2 separate regions of the Homo sapiens genome follow, and region 2 is linked to region 1. Evidence: chromatin contacts called from ENCODE Hi-C data. All regions are on one chromosome and are shown on one strand. Each heading gives the region's core, a stretch centred on a gene start or an enhancer-like site at or near the end of the contact. The rest is flanking DNA. Distances are from core to core; before and after follow the strand shown.

Region 1 (6,693 bases), core at 950-3,449:
CCAGGTAGAAGCCCTATTAATTTTATGATCTAGCTAGCCTCAGAAGTCACATAGATTCACTTCTGTCACATTCTTTTTGTTAAAACCCATTCGCTAAGACTAATCCCTTCCCGAGGGGAAGAGTGTTAGACTCTACTTCTTGGGAAAGGTGTCAAAGAATTTGTGGACATGTTGTAAAACAACAACCCTGTACTGACAACAAACAGAAAATAAAATAAAGAAGCCATTCATAATAGCAACAAAAAACACCCGGGGCTAAATTTAATAAAAGATGTGCAAGGTCTCCACGTAGAAAACTACAAAACATTGCTGAGATAACTTTTTTAAAAACCCAAAATAAATGAAGGGACATACCATGTTCATGGATAAGAAGTTTTACTATTGAAAATGTTAATTTTATTCCAATTGATCTAAAGGTTCAAAGTGATACCAATTGAAATCCCAGCAAGATTGTGTTAGTGTGTTTGTGTGTATATATATAAATAGGTATGCTGATTCCAAAATTTCTGTGAAAGTGTAAACATCAAGAATAGCCAATGCAGTCTTAAAAGAACAAAATGGGTAGGCTTATTTCATGGGACATTTAGACTTATAAGCCCACAGTAATCCAGACATTGTGATAATGGCACAGGGAGAGAAAAATAGGCTAACAGAACAGAATAGAGAATTCAGGAACAGTCTTATGCACATATCGACTACTTGATTTACGACAATGTTAGCATTGCAGAAGAGTATGTGTGTGTGTGTAGGGGGGTGGTGGTGGTGGTGGTGATCTTTTCAATAAAGAGTGCTGGTCAGTTGGATATCCAGATGAAAAAAATGGACACAGGACAATGGAAATTTTTTTCTGATGAGGTGTGGCATTGTATTTCTAGAAACAATGACTGCTGAAATTTATTTGGAAGTTCTTTCCTTTCTGAGCTATAATTTCCCTCTGTTGTTCCCAAGCCTTCAGTGAATGCCTGTTTCCCACACCTATCTTTTGTTAATGCATCTTTCTTATGGTCCTAGTTCTAGGCCAGGACCAGCAAAGCCCAAGCAGCAGTTGAGAACTAAGTTCTAAGCTAGCTCCTGAGTGGGCAGGAAGCTCAAGTCCTTTTCTCCCAATGGCATCCTATATCCTGGTGCCACACAAGAATGCCATTCTGGCTGACTTCGCCTCCTGGCCTCTCCCAGTCAGACATACCTGGAGCAGTCAGTGAGCAGTGAGATTGCTAGGGGAGATTGCTAGTGTAGACAATTCTTGCATGAAAAGGGGGATGGGGGTGCAACAGTCTAGCAACCAGCAAGTGATATCAAGAACTAGAGGGTTTTTTTTTTTTTTTTGGTTGGGGAGGAACCCCATTTCACAGTCACCTTTCTGACCCACCATCAGAGCCATCCCATTCCAATCTCATTTTCTTCCTTTCCTCACTCCAAGAGACCGTGACTGTGGGCAGATCCTAGACCCCTCTTCAGAGCTTCGGGCTCTAGGCATTCCTGCGGCCCTCCCCTCCCTATCATTAAAAGGGGTGGGGTCCTGCTGCCTTCTCCAAGTGGTTTCAGCTCTGGATCCTTTGGGGGCAACGGAGCCCACCCGCCTGGAGCTCCATTACTGATGCTGCAAGTTTTTGACTCAGTTTCCCCATATGTGAGTGAGAGTTTAAGCGCGGCAATCTCCAGGGGGGGCTGTCAAGCTGACTCAGATCAGTGAGACGAGGAGGGGGCGGGCATGCTAAGAGCATCCTCCGGCGCTGGCCTGCGTCCCCCCAGGTAAGGCAGCACCCATCTCCAAAGTGGTCCTGTCACCACCTTCCTCTTCCCCCCGCACCCACGCCGCGGGGCGGGGACTAGCGCCGCCTCAAATATTTAGGGCAAGGGAGTGTCCCACTTCTGGGGAGGGGTGCCGTTCGGGCTTCTCTCCTCACCGTGGGTGGCGAAAGGCGGGACGGAAAAGCGCCGTCTGGACAGGCGCGCCCCCCTCAGGGATGCAGGGCCGGGCGGGGGACCCGGCGGCGGCCCAGCCCGGAGGAAGGACCTCCACGCCCCGGCCCGGGCCCCCGGGCCCCCGGCCCTAGGCAGCGCCCGAGGCCGGAACAATAGCGCGCGCGGGCGGGGCGGGGGCGGGGGCGGGGCGCTCCTCTGGGCACCGCCCCCGGCCCGCCCCCCGCGCTCGCAGTCCCGCTCGCACACTGGCTCCCACCCGCCGCCCGCCCAGGCACTGCCCGCGGGAGCCGCCGCCGCCGCCGCCGCGCCCGCCATGGACGTCCGCCTGTACCCCTCGGCGCCCGCGGTGGGCGCGCGGCCCGGGGCCGAGCCGGCCGGCCTGGCGCACCTGGACTATTACCACGGCGGCAAGGTAGGCGGGGGCGGGCGGGGGTCCCCGGCGGGCGGGGCCGGAGTCACCTGGCAGCTCGGGACTCAGGCGCTCCCGGGGTCACACGGGGCCGCGCACATCAGCCCCGCCGACGGGCACGGGCGGCTCACATCGATCCCCTCGCGGCCACGCTCACGCCCTGAGTTGTTGGGATCGCGGGCAGAAGTCATCCCGACAGCCACCCGTGCGACGACACAGTGGCCCCTCACTCGCGTCCCCCTGACAGCCTCGCAGTCATTCACAAGCCGTCACAGTGACCCACAGCCACACGCAGGCGGCCAGGCACTGCTTACACGGTCCCGCCGTCCCACGCAAGTCACCCTGACAGTCACTTATACACAACGACACGCAACCACTCACCCGCAAACAGCCTCACCGCCACAGACGAGTCACCCACAGACGCTCCGATGCCCCACACACCGTGACATGCCCCCACCCGCTGTCACACCCAGGCACAACGGGGGACAGTCACACAAAGAAGTCGCCCGACAGTCACACTCTCGCAGCCACAACGCCTCACCCAGGCGCACGCTGTCACACACAGCCACCCCCCTGGACGGTGAGCCTCAGACACAGATCGTCCTGACGGCCACACAGTCACACGCGGTCACACCCAGGGACGGCCACACCTCGGTCATCCACACTCGCGCGTCGAGGTTTAACTTCTCAGCGCCGCAGCACACTAATTGGGCAGTTTACTAATTGGCCGTCACTGCCTGGCGGGGCCTCGGATTCCGAGTAGGCTGCGGCCAATCGAGGCCTGTGTCCTCCCGGGAGCGGTGAGCCGGCGTCCCTCCAGGCTGGGGCTGTAGTGCCGGACACCCTCCCTCCTCCATGTTTCCAGGATCTATCCCCCCACCCCAGCCAGGTCCCAGCTGCGCTGCGCCGGGCGCATTCCCAGTGATGGAGGCTTGCGTGCCTGGAACCCCGAACCCGAGGCGTCAGGTCCCACTGCCGGGTCTGGCCCAGCCTGGATGGGTTGGGTGCCTCTAAGCAGTCCGCGTCCCCTTCGGTCGCCGGAGAGGGAACTTTCAAACTTAGTTAGGAAGCCAGACTGTCCGCGCGTCCGCCAGTCGGTGCGTCGGTCCCGGGCCGGCTGGAGCCAAGCGCGGGTTTTCGTCACTCGGAGCCCGGATTGAACAGCGCGCGTGGGTTTCCCGCAGCCCTGGCGCAGACGCGTGGGCTCCGTGGCGATGCGGGGTGAGTGCGCGTCCAGTGGCTGGATCGGCGCCCCCCAGGGTCTCTCCCCAACCTCGCAGGCTTTTCGTCAGGCCCCTGGTAGTGGGGATGAGGCAGGAGAGAGGCGTCCCGGCGCGGATCCCGGGGCCTCCCGGGCTGGGCCTCCCTGAGTGCGCCCTCAGGCCCCAGGGGAGCGGCTTCTGGCAAAGCCTCCCTGCAGTTCGCCAGGGGCAGCAAGCATCCAGGCCACTAGGGCCTGCGCGATGTGGGGCGGTGGTGGGCGACAAGTGAGGTCTCGCGAAGAGTGGCGGTGGTTCTCTTTTGTCCAGTGACCTGCAAAGTTAGAAGCCGATGAGGGGGGATGGTAGCCTCAGGAGAAGGCCGGGAGCTGCCTCCAGTCTGATGGAGGAAAATAGATTAAAAGTAGCAAGTGGAGTTTTCAGGGAGGAGAAGGTTGGGTGTGGGGGCAGCTGGTCTGTCTTCTGCCCTTGGCTTTGTTATTTTTCAAAATGTGAAGTTGGCGAGGTAGGTACCAGCCTCTGGTTTGCGGGTGTGGGTGGGCTGGGCATTTGTGCCTCAAAGTCTGAGTGGGTGGGGGTTTAGCCTGGAGCGCTCCGTTTGAGGGTGGTGTTTCTATAAATCTCGCCAGGGTGGGGCTGTCCCAAATAGGGGCCTTTGGAGGCAGGACTCAGCCGAGGCCCCTGCTTTATTCTGATGCTCTGTAAACCTCTGACTCAGCACCAGAACCTGTGCGAATCTCGCCGGGAAGGGCCCGTCAGGGAGGGAATGAGAAGCCGGCGATTCTGGTTTCTTTCTGTGTGGGATGTAGGACCCCTGGCCCATAGCTGAGGATGTGTCCAGAGTGGGGCGGGGCAGGGATGGGGGTGGGGATGCAGCTGAGCCACTTGATAGGTGAAAGGAAGGTCTGACTTTGCACTTGGATGTGAAATCTGCTACTCAGTCCTTCAGGCTAGAGCAGGGTGAGGCGGGAGGGGAGAGGTCACTGTATTCATTTAGGGGCTAGAGGTCTTTTGGTAAGGGATTCCCAAGTGGGCATGGCCTTAGTGGTGGTGGTTGGGGGGTAGGGCCAGGCTGTGATCAGGAACTCCCCTTTTCTGGCTCAAGAAGTGGATGGGGAGGGGTTGGGGAGGGAAATGCCCAAGCTCCACCTTTACACTAGTCACTATCAAAGCTGGAGGGGAAACAGGCTCAGGGTGCAGTAGTGACCACACTTGGGGCCTGTAGGCCTGGCTGAATCCAGACATTGTGGGGTGGACACACCCACACATGGGGGGCTCTGTCCGCAGACAAGAGGCTCGTTGCACAGGGAGCCAGGCTTTATATACATAAGGGCAAGCATTTGCCCAAGTGATGCCCGACACCTATGGGGCAGTTGACCTGGAAGGGCTCTTGGCGACCGTCCCCTTGGCGACCATCCCCTTGGCGACTGTCCCCTTAGCGATCCTCTACACAGAGATTCCCAGCCTCTTTAAACCAAAGTCACGAACATTGGTTGTTCTTTTGGTATCTTTTGTTTGAGAAAATGCACACTAATGAAAAGCTGTTATGGTTTTATTTTTGCTTTGAAATAGATGTGTATTTTATTAAACACAATATTAGCATGCATTAGAAAAATAGCTTAACAGGTATGAAGAAGACTCATTACTATTTAATGTAATAAAGGTGCTTTTTGAGCATAGGGATTTGTGGCCCCATGGCTCCCAGGATCTGTGGCTCCATGCTGGGAACCATTGGTCTCCTCCTTCTTTGCATTACAGAAGGGGAAACTGAGTCACAGAGGAGTGTAACTCACAGATTACACAGCAAGTAAGGAACAAAGATGAGGCCTGAGCCCAGGTTTGACTCCCAGCAGGACACTTGTTTGGCTTTTTTGCAAGTCTCTGTCATGGTTCAGGGGTTTAGAGCCTGTAACATCTTTCTTAGGGTAACTATGAACTCCTGGTTCAGATTTTGGCAAGGCATCTTACCAGGCTGGGGGACAGCTGGGGGATCCCTGCTCAACTATGGCAGACTAGTGTAAACTAGCCATCAGAACTGGGCAAGCCTGGGTTCAAATGTCCATTTGTTGCTTAGTGACCTAGGGCAAATGATTTTTAGCTCATTTTTTACTGAGATGTGATTTACATACAATAACATGAAGATTTTAAGTGTACAGTTCCATGAGTTTTGATAAATATTAACACTCATGTAACCAGCATCCCAGTCCAGATAGAGAACATTTCCGTCATCCCAGGAAGTTCCCTCACATCCCTTTATAGACAGCACGCCTTATCCCCACCTCCAGAGGCAACTACTTACCTGATTTCTGTTACCAATGCTTTCTTTAAGTTCAATTTAGGTATATTAACCATGCTTAAGTTCTAGAACTTGATATGCAGCATAAACATTTGTGTGTCTGTCTTCTTTTTGCTCAATGTAATGTCTTCAACATTCATCCACGATGTTGTATATATCCATAGTTTGTTCCATTTAATTGCTGAGTAATATTATATTGTATAAATATAATACAATTGGTTTATCCATTCACCTGCAGGTGGACATTTGGGTTTGTTTCCAAGTTGGAGCTATTATAAGTAAAGCTACTGTGAACATTCTTATACAAGTCTTTTTGTGGGCGGGGAAAATCATTTAATATCTCTGAGTCTTGGTGTTCTCTCAAAGACAACATTGCCTACCTCTGAGTTTCAGGACGGTTAAGTGAGGTGATACAGGTTAGGACAGTTATTGGCACATACCAGCTACTAATTAGATAACAACAATATCAACCATCTGGGGCCCATTCCAGGAAGAGGCTTAGCATCTCCGTTCCAGCATCCTTCGTCCCTGGACTGAAGGGATGAAGGCCTTCATCAAGGCCAACCTGGGTACCACCTTCCCCATGTGGTGCTTCACAGCCAGCAAACTTCTCTTTCTTTCCAGGCTTCCCCAAGAACTGATACTGCATAGGATGTGGCATGTTCTGCCATCCATCATTCTACCAAAAATATTTATTGAGCACTTCTTGGTGCTAGGCACTGTGCACAGCAACTGATGCTGCAGCAGTGAACAAAAGTCACTCAAATCACTGCCCTCTGGAGCTTATTTATCAGTGTGGGAAGTCATAAATATATGGGTGAAATATATGGTATCATGATTGA
Region 2 (6,064 bases), core at 2,922-5,421, 320 kb before region 1:
GGGTATTGAAGAGGAGACATTGAACGGGATGCCGCTCCTGGTCTGAGCCTGGCTGCCAGGTTCATGCCGTGCTCCACCGCACATTGGGGAGCTCAGAGCTGGACAGAGCTGGAGGCTGCTGCAGACTTGATGCCTAGAGCTTCCTGTCCACCATGGAGCTCCATATGTTCAAGATTAGTCTTTTTTTTTTTTTTTTTTTTGAGACTGAGTTTTGCTCTTGTTGCCCAGGCTGGAGTGCAGTGGCACGATCTCGACTCACCGCAACCTTCGCCTCCCAGGTTCAAGCAACTCTCCTGCCTCAGCCTCCTGAGTAGCTGGGATTACAGGAATGCGCCACCAGGCCTGGCTAATTTTGTATTTTTAGTAGAGACAGGGTTTCTCCATGTTGGTGAGGCTGGTCTCCAACTCCCGACCTCAGATGATCCGCCCACCTCGGCCTCCCAAAGTGCTGGGATTACAGGCGTGAGCCACCGCACCCAGCCAAGATTAGTCATTTCTAAAGATAATTCTGATCGGACAGAACGTGAGCGGTAACACCTCATAAATTCAGAACACCCTGCACTTGTGGGATGGATTGTGCTTCCTTACTTCAGTGGAAAAGTGGTTCGTTTCGGCTGGGCGTGCTGGCTCACACCTGTAATCCCAGCACTTTGGGAGGCCGAGGTCAGGAGTTTGTAGACCAGCCCGGCCGGTATGGTGAAACCCTGTCCCTACTAAAAATACAAAAATTTAGCTGAGTGTGGTGGTGCATGCTTGTAGTCCCAGCTACTCGGGAGGCTGAGACACGAGAATCACTTGAACCCGGGAGGCAGAGGTTGCAGTGAGCCAAGATCGTGCCACTGCACTCCAGCCTGGGCGACAGAGTGTGACTGTCTTATTAATAAATAAATAAATACGAAAAGTGGTTTGTTTTTTTACAAATGTGTGGTTCATACTCCTGGGTGGCCTTATTAGCTTTTTTGGTTGGGAGACAAGGGAAGGAACTTTCTTGGATCAGTGTGTGCTGGTGATTTTATTGCCTTTTCCTCTTAATTCAATCCCACTCTTTCCCTTCCTCAAGTCTTGTTCACCCAGCCTCCTGCCCCAGGAATCACGGGGAAGAAGTCTGGGAGACCACAGAAAAAACACCAATGACACTGAGCTATTAGAGATCAAAACTGGGTCAGGAAGAGTTCATGTTAAGCTTTCACATGTGCTAAGAACGCTGAAAGATACACACTGATTTCCATCTTAATAGTGCCAGATAATTGACAAATTTGGGACAAGATGAGGGAGAGGTCAAAATCCCCCTAACTTCCCAAAGCAAAAAAACAGGAGTATAATGATCAGAAACGTAATAGTAGTGTCAGAAGCACACAATCAGCTGTGGACGGTGAAACATATAATGGTTCTATCTGTTCTGAGATTGTAAAAGCACAATTATTTTCATCAGGATAAAAAATAAAAATGAAAAACTATGCTGTTGAATGGAACATGCTACAACCTATGTTTATTGAGCACATTCCAAGTTTTATATGCATTATCTACAATCCTCACTATAAGCCAGCATTTAGAAATTATGAACTTCAGACTGGGCGCAGTGGCTCACGCCTGTAATCCCAGCACTCTGGGAGGCCAAGGCAGGCAATTCACGAGGTCAAGAGTTCAAGACCAGCCTAGCCAAAATGGTGAAACCCCGTTTTTACTAAGAATACAAAAATTAGCCGGGCATGGTGGCGGGTGCCTGTAATCCCAGCTACCTGAGAGACTGAGGCAGGAGAATTGCTTGAACCCAGGAAGCGAAGGTTGCAGTGAGCGGAGATCATGCCATTGCACTCCAGCCTGGGCAACAGAGCAAGACTCAGTTTCGGCAAAAAAAGAAAGAAAGAAAGAAATTATTAACTTCGCTTTACAGATAGGATACATTTGCTCAGAGATTATGAAAACTGCCCAAGGTCACCCAGCTGGTACAAGTCACAGCGAGGAATTGAACTTGGTGACAACTACTGATTCTAAAAGTCTTACTCTTGCTTTTTTGGGGGGGGAAGCGGGGACGGAGTTATGCTCTTGTTGCCCAGGCTGGAGTGCAATGGCGCAATCTCAGCTCACTGCAACCTCTGCCTCCTGGGTTCGAGTGATTCTCCTGCCTCAGTCTCCCAAGCAGCTGGGATTACAGGCGGCCGCCACCACACCCGGCTAATTTTTTGTATTTTTATTTTTATTTTATTTTTTATAGAGACGGGGTTTCACCATGTTGGTCAGGCTGGTCTCGAGCTCTTGACCTCAAGTGATCCACCTGCCTTGGCCTCCCAAAGTGCTGGGATTACAGGCGTGGGCCACTGCACCCGGCCAAAACTCTTACTCTTTCTGCAATCTCTAACAGTGGGAGAAATGCTCTGGGCAGGTGCTGTAGCAAACACTGACTGCATATCAGGCAGAAAGATCCCAAGATTTGTCCCAGCCTTCAAATGGGACGGCCTACTCTCTCTTCAGTGAGAATACTTCATTTCCATTATTACCCTAACTGCAAACTGTATTCACCCAATTCTGCACCAAAATACAGCATCCCCAAGAAGAGAACTTTTTTTTTTTAAGAGACAGAGTCTCACTCTGTTGCCCAGGCTGGGGTGCAGTGGAGCGATCATGGCTCACTGCAGCCCGAACTCCTGGGTTCCAGCGATCTTCCCACCTCAGCCTCCCAAGTAGCTAAGACTACAGGTGTGTGCCACCATGCCTGGCTAATTTTCTTTTTTTATTTATTATTACTATTATTATTGGAGAGAAAAGGTGTTACTGTTACCCAGGTCCCAGACTCCTGGCCTCAAGCAGTCCTCCCACCTTGGCCTCCCAAAATGCTGGGATTACAGGCAGAAGCCACTTCATCTGACCAAAGAGAATTCTCAAATCACCCTGTTCTCCACTTTCTTTTTGAGACAAGGTCTCACTGTGTTGCCTAGGCTAGAGTGCGGCGGCACCATGACGGCTCACTGCAGCCTCAACCTCCTAGGATCAATCAATCAATCCTCCCACCTCAGTCTCCCAAGCAGCTGGGACTACAGGCGCGCGCCACCACGCCCAGGTAATTTTTCCTATTTTTAGTAGATACCGGGTTTCGCCATGTTGCCTAGGCTGGCCTCAAACTCCTGGGCTAAAGAGATCCACCTGCCTCGGCCTCCCAAAGTGCTGGGATTACAGGAGAGAGCCGCTGCGCCCGGCCCGTCTCCACTTTTAAAATTTCCAGTGACAGAAATTGTGGAAAGCAACACGAGTTGTATGTGTTTTAATATCCTAGATTCGAAGACAAACATAAATGTAAATAAAAACTGTCAGAGCTCTCTGCAATCTTCAGTTTGGGTCTTCCAGGCTGCTGCAGCGTTGTTCACAAATCCACACACCTCTAAAGGCAGGCACAGAGCGCTTTCCTGGGTAGTCGGGTGGCCTGTTGGTAGTTGCAGGCTTCTGGTTTCCCATCTTAATGGCGATGGCAGGGCAACCTGTATTGGTGGTGCTTTTGCACAAGCAGTTCTTTCTGCCGGGAACGCCCTTCCCCAGCCTTTGCCTTAATGAATACCACTCTCTCTTCAAATCTCTGCTCAACAGGGGCGCCTTTTTGACCAGCTTAGTCGTTAGACTCCCTAATACAGTTCATAGTTTTCACATTTTTGTAGAATCTATTCAAGTTCTAACTCCCCGCCATGCTCGCCGGCGCTCAAGCCTAGTACCATGGCAAGCAAAGATGCGGAGTTAATAAAACAGAATTATACGGTTTATCATTCTCAACACTAAACCTGCGCACCCTTTTCCGTTAAGTAGTTCCTAATAGTCCAGCACAGCCTTCCGCCCGGCCCCGCCCTCGCCTGGCTCCACTCTGCTCCTGCGCTTTGGGAATCGAAGCTGGGGCGTTCTCCAACCCCCCCGCGCTGGAAGCCTTCACTATTCTCCTCCCTGTGGGTGGAGCGAAGTTTGGGCACTTGGGTCCTACCGTTGTTATTAGTCTTTACTCGTAATTGATACTAAAGAACAAAATTAAATGGGTTTATTTTTGGTGAAAAGTTAATTCTCCTTATGTTTGGATTTGCCCCTCATGCACCAAATGGTACAGCCCCACATCAGTCAGGCTGCCTACCCCTGACGCCTGCGACGGAGAGGCGCCTTCCGTGCTGTCGTCATCACGTCGGCCGGAGCTAGCGCTGCGTCCTGGGCCACGCCTCCCGGCGCACCGACGCGCCTCTCCGGTTACTAAGCGGCCTTGGATACCTGGCCGCGGGATGCTGGGCGGCGTCAGGTGAGCGGTGGTCGCTGGGCCTCAGGTAAAGGGCGCCAACAGTGGTGGGCCGGCTGGGGCGTTGGTGCGGCCTGGGAGCTGGCGAGGGACTCGCCGCACTCTTCGAGGCCGCTGGGCCGGTCATAGAACATCCAGGGTCCCCCGGGGTGAAGTAAACTGTGGGCGCGGACGTAGCCCGGGTTCCTGGCGCCCCGGCTGGGCGCCCATCTCCACGGCCTCGGGTGGTGCAGGTGTTTAGTCGTTCCGCTGACTATGAAAGAGCATGGGACGAGGAATCGTACAGTCTTAATCTCTCTTCTGTCGTGGCTGCGACCCCTCGGTATTCATGTGGGAAAATACTGATTTGACTGGTAATGTTATTGAAGAGAAAGCGAGAGAATGGTTTGGCAGCGTTACCCAAATATTTGTTATTTTTATAGTTTTAAAGGCCTTATACTATTATTAAGGAAATGCATTTCTGGCTAAGTCTGACAGTACAGGAACGCAGACCTGCTACTCTCACCAGGGGCTGAACTAACAGAACAAAAAAAGATAGATGTATCACGGTGGTGGGACCATGGAGGGGGCAGTTTTTCAACTGGACAAAATGATGTTAAAGTGCTTAAAGAAGGATAAATATGTGAAAGTAGCCAGGAAAATTCTAAAATTAATGCTAATAAGGGAGATTAGCTCTCCAGAACCACCAGATATTATAACATAAAGGTATAGCAATTAAACTAGCATAGAAGATGGGTGCAGCAGTGTGGGCCCGTAGTCCTGGCTACTTGGTAGGCTGAGGCGGCAGGATCCCTTGAGCCCAGGAGTCAGAGACCAGCATGGGTATCAAAAGGAAACCCTGTCTCTGAAAATAAATAAATTAATTTAAAAAGTTTGGGACTCAGCAGGAGCTTACAGGTAGATAAAATATATTAGAACTCAGAATAAGAGCGATTTATATATAGGGATTTATTATATAGGCGAGGTGGTACTGTATTTCAAATCAGCATTGAAGAGATGAATTGGGGTCAGGCAGCTTTTTTAGCAATTTAGAAAATAATTAAACCAGTCGAGCGAGGTGGCTCACACCTGTAATCCCAGCACTTTGGGAGGCCAAAGCGGGTGGATCACTTGAGGTCAGGAGTTCCAGACCAGCCTGGCCAACCTGGTGAAACACCGTCTCTACTATGGCGCGCGCCTGTAATCCCAGCTACTGGGGAGGCTGAGGCAGGAGAATTGCTTGAACTTGGGAGGCGGAGGTTGCAGCGAGCCGAGATTGCACCACTGCACTCCAGCCTGGGTGACAGAGCAAGACTATGCTTTGAAAAAGAAGGAAAAAAAAAAGGAATGAAGCCCATTTTGAGCACCACAATAATTTCCAAATGGACTAAAATTTAAATGTTAAAAAATTACATCACGAATTAGCCGGGTGTGTTTGGGCGCCTGTAGTCCCAGCCGCTTGGGAGGCTGAGGCACGAGAATCTCTTGAATCTGGGAGGCAGAGGTTGTGGTGAGCCGAGATCGTGCCACTGCACTCCAGCTTAGGCCACAGAGCAGACTCTCTCAAAAAAAAAAAAAAATTACATCATGAAGTACTGAAGTAAAGCATTGTTGAATTTATTTATAATCTTAGAATGACAAAAAACTCTTCTAAGTGTTTCATGTCATCCAGAAGCCAGGAAGGAAAAGATTCATACTTTTAACTCTATAAAATTTAAAATCTATATGGCCTGCAAAATTCAACCAAACCAAAAAAACTACCAGAAGCCAAATAAACTTATGAAAATGTTTGTTTAATGATCAATTAGAAAATTATGAAACCCG

The links. A loop is a pair of places that touch in the nucleus more often than their neighbours do. Pooled maps may share reads with other maps.
Region 2: a loop to region 1 is called in a pooled map, with 4 times the contacts of the local background. The contact joins the promoter of IFT52 here to the promoter of TOX2 in region 1. A Hi-C loop is called at or near these places in 6 of 50 pooled maps.

Annotation. Positions count from the first base shown.
Region 1 is chr20:43,912,653-43,919,345 of GRCh38, forward strand. TOX2 (TOX high mobility group box family member 2) reads left to right here and starts at 2,200. Exons shown (of 9, transcript NM_001098797.2): 1 at 2,200-2,338. The coding sequence starts at 2,240. RefSeq lists silencers at 1,851-1,970, 2,071-2,170, 2,191-2,300, 2,351-2,440, 3,511-3,570 and 1 more and enhancers at 1,937-2,654, 2,655-3,372, 4,751-4,810.
Region 2 is chr20:43,586,766-43,592,829 of GRCh38, forward strand. IFT52 (intraflagellar transport 52) reads left to right here and starts at 4,172. Exons shown (of 14, transcript NM_016004.5): 1 at 4,172-4,289. RefSeq lists an enhancer at 4,294-4,363.